Regions from separate parts of the Homo sapiens genome. Here region 2 is linked to region 1. The links are chromatin loops, found by intact Hi-C in ENCODE. Cell type or tissue: prostate gland. All regions are shown on one strand.

Region 1 (5,000 bases):
GTTTTTGTTTTTCTAATTCTTATGGGTACGTAGTAGGTGTATATATTCTTTGTTTTGTTTTCAAGCAGCCCTGGAGAAGTGCCATAGAGAACGTAACAAGTGCTTTGTGTCTGACCCTATGACCTTGGGTTTGAAAAGGTGCTCTGGTGGAGAAACTGTCCATTAGGGAGCTGGTGGCCAACTTTTCAGAGGAAGTAAAAGAAAAAAAAAATGAATAATGTCCAAACCAAAAATCTCTTAAGATGGGAAAAACAAGGAAGCCAAATGACCTACTCCTTAGTCAATCATTCCCCTTCCCTTTCATCCACTTTGGCCCTTTTCTCCTTTTGCTTACTCCTACCGGGAACACTTATATATGTGCCATCAGATAAAAGATTAAAGATAATGTAACAGTCGAATGCCATTTAGAATCTATTTTTCTCCCCTTACTAAGGGATATACAGAAGAAAAAATATTATTTACTAGAACTGGATTTAGGAACAGAGAAACTGCAACCAATGCTTCTCTGGATAGGCCAGTCCTTCTCCTATGCAAATACACTATGGTGGTCCGTGAGACGAGGACCTCCATAGTGACCGTGTCCAGGATCCATGAACCCATCTTTGTGTGCTCCAACACTTAGCACTTTTCTCATCTTCTCCCACCTCCTAAACACAGGCAACACCACCTCACCTTTAGTTCTCTCTGCTCACCAGGTAGCTTACAGGTAACCAGAAGATTGTGGAAAAAAGAAAAAGAGGGAAAAGGGACAGACTTGAAGTAAAACAGAAAGTGGCAGTACTGCAGTTGTTTGACTTTGGCAACAGGGTGTTATGGGTGTGTGTGTGTGTGTGTGTGTGTGTGTGTGTGAAAAAGCACTGATGCATCAAAGATTTATTCACTGAACAGGTTGATTTATTTAACAGACTTGACATATGTCAAATTCTGCCATGTACTTACATAATTGTTACCAATTTATCAGAGCTGTTATTTAGGCAAATATTTGCTTTAAAAATATTTTCCTTTAAATGACTTTCTCTAGCTTACTGCACAATCAATCCGTGGTTCATTTAAATTATGTTATGTTAACAATAGCTATTTGGTGAAGGTCTCTCAAATCTAATCTTCCCGGAGCCATTTCATCTCTACTCAAACTCTATCCCTCTTTTTTCCTAGTAATAAATTTCTGGCTAAAATCACACCATAGGGAAAACTTTAAATATATGTACAATGTATTTTTATGTCATGGTATTTTACACTTACGATTTACAAAAAAAAGCAGTTTATCAGTATATTGTTAAAATCACAGATCTGAATGCTGTTAACCTTAAAAACTGTCTAAAAGGAAAAAAGCATGTGTTTTTGTATGAGTTTATGTCTGGGGGGGCCAGTTGGGACAGCCAGGTAGAGAATTCATCAGAATAAGAGAAAGTAAATAGAGAAATTTCAAGTCTTACAAATTTTGTTCAATCACCCTACCCCATGTGCACCAAAAAATTATATTTTTTTAACTAGCATGCATGCAATCTATCTAGATTTTCGGGGAGGTGAAATATTGGAAAGTATTTCTAAGAGACAAAAATGTCTAATCACTAGCCACCAGGGCTAGTTTCAGTTCCTCTATTGTAAATACGCTATTTGCAAAAACAAGAAGCTCATTTTTGACCTCCCAGGTTACGCAGTGTGGGGACTATGAAAGACATGGAGGAAGAAAGGGAAATACCACCACCACACAGTAAATTTTTGACCTAGTAAGCAAATACGTTTTTGTTGTTACTGCTGGGTAAAATGTATGTCTTCCAGAAATTAGACACTGTAATAAAAATGTACCAGCCCAAATTTAAATTGCTCACTAGACAGATGGTTAATTATATTCACAGCCACATATTTCACTGGGATAGAGTTTCAGACACTCAGCCAGTTTTATTTGATTAGCCGGTTTCCCAGTTAATATGTAAAATGACAGTTACTTAGGACTTTTTTGTTCCCTTCTAAAAATATTTTTTCAATAAGTGTAAATTCTCCTCAGCCATAAGAACGTCACTGCTGTAAATAAAACGTTTGGTCATATGTTACCTCATGTGTAAAAGATGTAAGGGAGATTCACCCCTCCAAAACACAAATGGTCGTAAGGAGTTCAGAGAAGACCATTACAGCACCTTTTCTCACCAAGCAAAATATTCCAGGAACTCCTCCACCAAAAACAACCAAGGATATATTCAAATCCCGGGATTAAAGTGCTTTAGACATTTTTAAAAACAGCCCTGCCAGCCCTACAACACAAATCATGTCTTTTCAGATAACAGTCTAGAAAATGCAACATTAGAAAAAGGCCACATATCTAAATGTAGTGCTGTGCACAGCATTCAACAATATGCTGGGAGCCAAGATCCAGAAGCAAAATATGAGACCCACTTATTCCAAAATGCAACCAGAAGCTTGATAAAAATCAAGAGTGCTGTTGTCGAAATGGGGATGCCAATTTTTTTTTAACTTCGAAAAAGACAGAAAACCTTGCGCGGGTGATTCGGTCCCTCACGAATCAGACAGACAGAAGCAGTCATGCTGAAATCGCTGAATTCCTCAGCGGAACGGCGCCAACTCAGCAGCGCGGTTTCCACACTTTCCCGGAGCGGGACTCCGCTCCCCGCGCCGGCTCACGGCCTTCCCGCCCTACAGGGTGTACAAGACGCGAGCCGACGTGTGCTGCGGGGCGCGGCAGAGAGAAGCGCCAGAAGCCACACAGAAAAGCGTCAATTCGACCGCCACCGAGAGCGCGAAGGGGCCACAAGCCAATTTCCGCAAAGGAGATGAGCTGGGCGAGGCTCGGTCTGGCCTCCAACTTAAACCTGTCCGCAGCCTCGGCCGAGTGGCGCGTGTCCTGGGGGCGCTCTGTGGTCGCCACGGCCGCCCGGCTTCGCACCTTTGCGGCTTTGGTCCGAGCGCCCGGCCTCGGCCGCCGCGTGGGTTTTCCCGCTCTCGCCGAAGCGTGCCATGCCCATGCCCCATTCCCTGGCCAGGCTCTACCCTGCACCAGTCCGAAAGGAGGCGGCACTCTGCCGAGCTGCGTGCGTGTAAGCGCGGCGGCTCCGGTCCGCTCGCTTCCCCTCCCCCCGCAACCCCCTTCCTACGGCGCAAGCACAGAGGCCTTTCCTAGATTGCAGTGCCTGTCAGGGCGAGCCGGGATCTCTCGCCCTAGCGGCCTCGCTCCCTCATACACAGACACACACATTCGCATACAGACGTCCTCCGTTCCGTTTTCCCTTCCTTCTCGTCTAGCTCGACTTACCCCAGTTCATTCCACCCCCTGCGGCCGCCACCCCGAGCCAGCCGGGGAGCCGGCGAGAAGGCCAGGAAGCTGTATGGCAGCGCTCCTACTCACCTCACAGGCCGACTCCCGAGGCGCACGTCGCTGGCGGGCTCAGGCAGCAGGCGCTGTAGCTAGCGCGGTCGCAGTCAAGGCTGGGCTGTCGCCGTCGCCGCAGCTGTTCGAGCTGCCTTAGCCGCCACCGCCGCTGCTACTGCTGCCGCCGCCGCCGCCGCCTCTGCCTCAGCTCCATACGCTGGGCCCGCCAGGTGGACGCGCCTCTCTCCTCGCTCGCTCCCTCAGGCTCCGCCGCCGCCGCGCTAGATGGAGTCAGAGCTGTCGGGCTCTGGCCCTGAAACTCAGAGCCTCCGCGGCTGCCCGGCTGCTCCAAGGGTCCGTGCTTCGCTTACACTGTCGCTCGCCCCGGCTGGAGCTACCTAGCGAGCGGGCTGCGCGCTCGGCGCCTGGAGCCCGCTCTGTGCGGTGGCTGCGGCCGTCCGCGAGAGGGAGAGAGGAGGGCGGCTGCTACTGTCGCTATAGCTGTTAAAGCTATTGCTAAATGCTGCTACTGCCGCTAATGCTACTGCTGTGGCGGCGGTGGTGGCGGCGGCGGCTGCTGCTGCTGCTGCTGATGCTACTGGTTTTCCTTCCCAGGTTCTTCCCCTGCCTCGTCCCCCCTCCTCCCCCTTCCTCCTCCTCCTCCTACTCCTCCTCCTCCTTCTCTTCCTCCTCCCTCTTCTCCTCCCTCTGCCGCTTTTCTCAGAGCCTCTGCAGGCACTGCCTGGTCCCCTCTTCTCCCGGAGCTGTCTCTGCCCATTCAGAAAGGTGCCCAGAGTGGGGCCGCCTCTGCTGCCACCATCGCTGTTGCCCCTGCCATTGTTTCCTCCAACACGGCTGTTCTTGCTGGACGCCTTCCCCCCTCTACCCTTCTTCCCCACCACAGCTCTCCCTTTCCCTCCCGCTCTCCTTACCCTCTCTATGGTCCCTTCCTTATGTGCCCCCCCAACTCTGTCCGTCTGTCCTTCCCTCCCCTCGGGCGCCCGGGAGCGCGCACTGCGCGGCCACCTGTCATAAAGGGCGCGCACCCCCCTTCCCCATTCCCACCCCGCCCCCCACTCGCGTTCCTGCTGCCCTTCCAGTCCACTACGCCAGTGGTGCGTTCTTCCCCTGGCAGACACGCAACCGGACACCACTCTCCCATGCCTTTTAGGGCAGTTGTGTGTGCGGAGAGGGGCACTCTGAAGTTTGGGGAAGAATATTTGAATGGTTTCATCCACCAAGCATCTAACCATTCAACCTTTACCTACTCTTAACTTAAGGGCCTGGGCCCCCAGGAAGGTGGGTCCTTTTTGAAGGGTTGGATGAAGGCAGACAATTGGGGAGTGACGTTTGGGGAATAAAGGAAAGAAGGGAAGCTGAATATGGCCAGGAAGGAAAACAGATCTGCCTGATGGCTGTCATTGAAAAATCTCTTAGGTGGTCATTTTCCTTCAGACGTCCTGGGAACTCAACAGGAAACAGCAAAACGATTGGAGAGCAACTCAGGAGGGACCATTTAGTACTTCTGGAGTCCTGGGTGCAAGGTTGAGGCCTGAGCCTCGGGAGATTTGTCACCACTAGGAGCCAAGGCAAGAGATGAAAAGGTTGGTACTAGAACAGAAGGGGTAAAAGTAGCTACTTTGTGTGCACTTGCTCCAACATCATTGCCAAAGCA
Region 2 (5,000 bases), 600 kb after region 1:
ACTTGGTCTTTACCTTGGTTTGCTCATCTGTGCCTCAGTTTACACATTTGTACAATGGAAACAGTAATGGTACCTGCCTCATATAGTTATTGTGATGATTAAATGAATTAATATATAGTTAATCTATCTACAGAACTTAGAACATTTTCTGGCACAGAGTAAGCAATACATAAGTGTTAGTCATTATCATCATTAATTTTTAAAATATATCTTGGTGAAGCTCATATGAGTCAATACTGAAAAACTCCAAAATAAGTTGTTTACAATATGGCATTGATCCTAGGAGCAATGTCCATACCATAATAATGGTGCTGAACTTTTGACCCTTCAATCAATCATTCAAAAAGCCAAAGTAGTAAGGTCTGAGAATAGAAAAGCTTCCCAGTCATTGCATAGTCTACTTAATGCATCCCAATACTGGATTGAGATACAAAAGAAAACTAGGCTAACTTGTATCTATGAAGGCAACTAATGACATTTATTTTAAGAGCTCTTTCTGCATTTTCCATAATATCTCTAAGGAAGAGGTAAAAAAAATTCCAATTGTGATTCAGAGAGGTAATTAGAATTAGAATATAGGAAATTATAGAATTAGAATATAGAAAGTTCTATATTGGAAAAGAGGATCATCTCCTGCCTCCCTAGTTTATCCCAGTCTACCTGGGGTAGACTATTGCTTTGCAAATATGTAACAGAAGAAAATTACAAATGGAGTCAGGTCCCGGAGTTCAAAAAAGCAGCATCCTTACCATCATTTTTAAGGTGAGAAGAGTTTGGTATGAAAAAATAAAGAAGTCTCAGAAGGACTTGGGAGTGAGGGGATGTCCAATGGGTCAGGAGTCCTACTGTGAGAGGAGTATAAACATATTGGAGCCCCAAACTAGATGAATAGGGAACATTGTAGGCCACAAGTTTAAGGGTGCTGGCGATGGAATTACAGTGTCGAAGTGACAAGACTGACAAGTATTAGTGGAATCTCTTTTGAGAGGAGACAGGGATTCTTCAATGTGAGAAGACAGGGACAAGGGGAGATTTTACTGTGAGAAAAGCAGGGACCCTATTGTAACAAGACAGGATATAATATGAAAACGCCATTGTGAGTTGATGAGAGCATTGCAAGGCCAATAATAATAAGAATGGGGAACGGGGGGAATTAAAGTGGAAAGTGGGAATAATATAAGGGAGAGACTTGGGGTTTGTGTCGGGAAATATTGTAGAATTCTGAGTTTGAATGCACAAGCTATACTGTGAGAACCATTTTGCAAATAAGGAGGATATAGAGTGCTCCTTAGTGTGACAGGACAGGGTAAAAAAAGATCATAGAATTATAAAAGGGGTAGTCTAATGAGAGGGAATGAGAAATGATATGCCCATTGGGAGGAGTAGAAAATATTAGAAACCCCAGTAAGAAAGAATGGGGTTTCCCCAGTTTGAGAAGATGGGACAAGTGCAATCCAATGAGAAGTAAGAAGAAATAATAATAAGAAATCCCAAAGGAAGTGGATGGCAGAATGTGGGGCTAAAAGTGAAAGAACACTGTGGGAGGTGGGGAGTGGGTTTCCTAAAAAAGATAACGAGGAATAATGATTAGAAAAGTAGCGGCCCTTTGATGGAATAGGAGATAAATTACGGAAACCCTTGTGGGAGGGTAAAAGAGGTGACTCTAGTGGGAGAAGGCACTATCATCATGTGACAATAGCAGGGTCACCAGTATAAGGTGTCAGAAAATAATGTGGGGCTCCTAATGGGAAGGAGTCGAATGCTCCTCAAAGCAAGAAGGCAGGAGACTGGAGGGAACTCCAGTATAATATAATCAGGGCCTCTCATGTGAGAGAGGATGTATTATAGAATACCAATCCCATTAAAGAAAATGATTAAATGGGGGGAGCCCACAGGGAAAGAGAATGGAGGGCTTACCACTGTGTGAAAACGGAAGATCTTAATGGAGTAGAATAGGGTGCACTGTGGGATCACAAGTGGACAAAGATATGAAGCACTTCAGCCAGTGTGAGAGGATCACGGGAAAACGATAGATTCCAGTGTGTGAAAAAGGAGAGCTAGTAAGAGAGTAGAGGAAATATTTTGGAACTCTCAGTAGGAAATCCCTAGTAGGAAATCCTAGTAGGATTCTAGTAGGAGGGAAAATGGTGGGGCTCCTAGTTGGATGCATTGGTGAGATTCCTAGTGTGAGCAAACAGTTTAAAGACACAGGGTATGTTGTTTCCTCAACTTGGTACAGTAGGGGCTCCCAGAAGGAGAGCACAAGGTGCAGATGGTTGCCCTGTATGAGAAAAGGGAGCCCTCGTGGGAAGAGCCAGGACATTATTGTGGGTAGGGCAAAGAAATAAGAAACCCTAGGTGGGAGACGATGGAGACACGGCGGGACCCTGGTGGGAGGGCGCAGGAAATATTGTGGGAAGCCAGAGGCTGGGGACAAGGAACTCTCCAGGGAGAGAAAGGAAAACCGCAGAGAGAAGGCTTGAGAACACAAGGGACACCAGTGTGAAGGTAGGGCAAACGATTATATTGGAGTATAATTTCCCCACCTTAGGTGCCCAGCCCCACTTACCCAGGCAGAGTTCAAAGACGTAGGCATAGTAGGACCAGAGCACGACGAGGACAATAACGAGCACTGGCACCCAGGACAGTACCCGGCGGCAGCACCGCAGCCCCCCAGACAGAGCCATCTTCCAGCCTCGCCGCATCTTTGGCTCGAAGATCGACCAAGCAGGCCTGCTGGCGCCGGGTCGGAACCGCTAGGGTGGCGGCTGCGAGGCTGGAAGGCGCGCTGTGCGGCACTCCACTGTCTAGCCTGGCGGGAACCCTCTCGCGGAGCCTTCGCCACCTGTGGGGCTGCGCTGCTGAGTGCGCCCTGCCTGGCACAACAGGCTTGAGTCACGGCGTTGAGGAACTAGCCATGTTGGAGCGGAAGGGTGATCCGTCAGGCAGTCGGAGCTAGCACGCTCAGAGGGAGTGCAGTCCCTCCCCTTTCTGCCTCCTCCCCACCCTGTTTCAAGGCTGGATGCAGGGCTAGACCTCCGCAAAATCGTGAAGCCGAAGAAATTTGGGTCCGCCCATCTGCTCTTACTGCACTGCGTCCGCCCTCTTTGTTTCTGTCTCAGTCTCTCTGTCTCCCTTCGTTCTCTTTCTCTCCCCCTGCTACCCCCCCCCACAGTTACACACACACACACACACACACACACACACACACACACACACACGCAGTGTGAAAGATGCGAGCCATAGCATCTCGTAACATGAAGGCCATCCAGCTCCATCCTCCCACTGCTGCTTGAACAATATGCTTAACACGTAGTGCCGCAGTCGCTGCTTGGGTAAGTCCTTTGACAGGGCACTCCCTCCTTCCCTTTTCCCTCCCCGCAGAATCAGCTTAGTATGTTTTTAGAACAAACACATTGGTATAAAAAAACAAATGAGGGAGACTGATTCTGAGAGGGGTCAGGGAAAGCTACAAAGGTAGCGATATTTAAGCTGAGCTATATTAATAAATTCAGGTTTTCCAGGCAGATGAGAGGAGGAGGACCTTTTAGACAGAGGAAACAGCATTTACAAAGTCATAGAGTAATGAAAGTCCAAAAATGTTCCAGGAGCAGCTAGTGTGGCTTGAAGAGTGTTTGTGAAGAAGAGAGGCTAAGAATGAGACTGGGAGTATGAGGCCATGGTGTGAAGGCTCTTATATGTCCTAGCATGGCATGGGGACATAATCATGTAAAGCAGATTATGAAGAGCCATCAAAGGTTTGGGGGAAATGGAGTGACATCAGGGATATGTTTTTGTGAAATAACTGGCAGGATTTTGGAAAGGAAGATGGCCTTGAAGTAGGAAGATCAATTAGGAGGTAATTTAATTCAACAAATGTTTTTGGAGTGGTTGCTTCCTGTTAGATCAACTTTGGTACAAAAAGAATGACAAAATAGTGGGCCTGACCCCAAGAAGCTCATGTTCTCATTGGGGCTGTAGTTGTTCATTGACACAAGTACAATAATAGAAGTACAGCAGGCTCTTGGCATTTATGGATTTGACACTCACTGTTTTTCCCAAAGGTCTTTTACATGGAGAAATTTGTGATTTTGCTGAGATGCATGTGTGATTCACATTCTGTGTGACTACTGTGTGGGAGCAAGTGTCTCTACGAGGTTGATCTCTGTTCTTTATTTATGGTTATATATGCAGTAAATTACCTGAAGTGATAAAAGATTTATTGTTTCTTTTCAGATTAAGCTAATTTTATGGTTGATGTTACTAAATTCATGATGCAATGAAATGCAGAGTTCATTTTAGTTACAATATTTAGTAGCCTAGTTAATTATTTGAGCCCTAAGTTTCTGACATGTATACTTAAATTTTCCAATATTCATAATTCGGGGCTTGTGGAACATGTATATTGGGATTGTCAAGGGTATACTATTTAAACCAAGTAGCCTTGAGGAGGCAATGATTAAGTGTGAAAGGGAAAGTCCCAGTTGGGTTTTGAATAATGACTAGGATTTCACCAGGAAGATAAGAGATGGGAGCAGGATTTAAGGGAGGAGGGGATTCCAGGCAAAAGGAAATATGTAGTGGCAAATGTATGCGAAACAGCACAACATACTTGGGGGACTGCAAGTAGCCCGCTTTTGCTGGAAGATATTAACAGTACTCTAACCAAGAGATGGTAAGAGCCTAGGCCTAAGCCAGGCTATGAAGGGAAGGAGAGGAGGGGAAAGATGTAATAGTGTTTGGGGAAATCAACAGAATTTGTCAACCAGTTGGCAGGTGAGGAGTGAGATAAGTTAAAGCTAACAGCCAGATTTCTAACTTCAATGCCTGAATGAACAATGTTGCCAATCACTATGATAGGGGCTATTGTGAGAAGAGCAGAGTTCGTGGGGGAAGTTGATAACTTTCACGTTTTGACATGATTAATTTTGCCTAAGTCTTCCTCTTCTAAGGTAGCCCGATCACTAATCAAATAGTCTGGGGCCGGGGGGCTTATGACA

Evidence for each region. Hi-C counts contacts between places; a loop is a spot of excess contacts. Peaks named below come from ENCODE experiments on the same cell type or tissue, not always from the same donor. Only the 100,000 strongest peaks of a DNase experiment are listed, where the experiment ranks them.
Region 2: it touches region 1 in a loop (4-fold over the local background); 3 of 110 quality-filtered maps call a loop at or near these places.

Annotation. Positions count from the first base shown.
Region 1 is chrX:74,921,522-74,926,521 of GRCh38, forward strand. It overlaps NEXMIF (neurite extension and migration factor), which reads right to left and starts at 3,931. Exons shown (of 4, transcript NM_001008537.3): 1 at 3,362-3,931. RefSeq lists an enhancer at 1,505-1,564 and a silencer at 2,810-2,969. In prostate gland, no CTCF peak of the experiment used is centred here; DNase peaks (open chromatin) are centred at 3,090, 3,480 and 3,870; H3K4me3 peaks cover 2,136 bases; H3K27ac peaks cover 1,792 bases.
Region 2 is chrX:75,520,320-75,525,319 of GRCh38, forward strand. ZDHHC15 (zDHHC palmitoyltransferase 15) reads right to left here and starts at 2,718. Exons shown (of 12, transcript NM_144969.3): 1 at 2,570-2,718. The coding sequence starts at 2,705. LOC107985664 (a long non-coding RNA gene) reads left to right here and starts at 2,808. Exons shown (of 5, transcript XR_007068273.1): 1 at 2,808-3,335. RefSeq lists an enhancer at 2,931-3,010. In prostate gland, no CTCF peak of the experiment used is centred here; DNase peaks (open chromatin) are centred at 2,902 and 3,312; H3K4me3 peaks cover 1,457 bases; H3K27ac peaks cover 1,338 bases.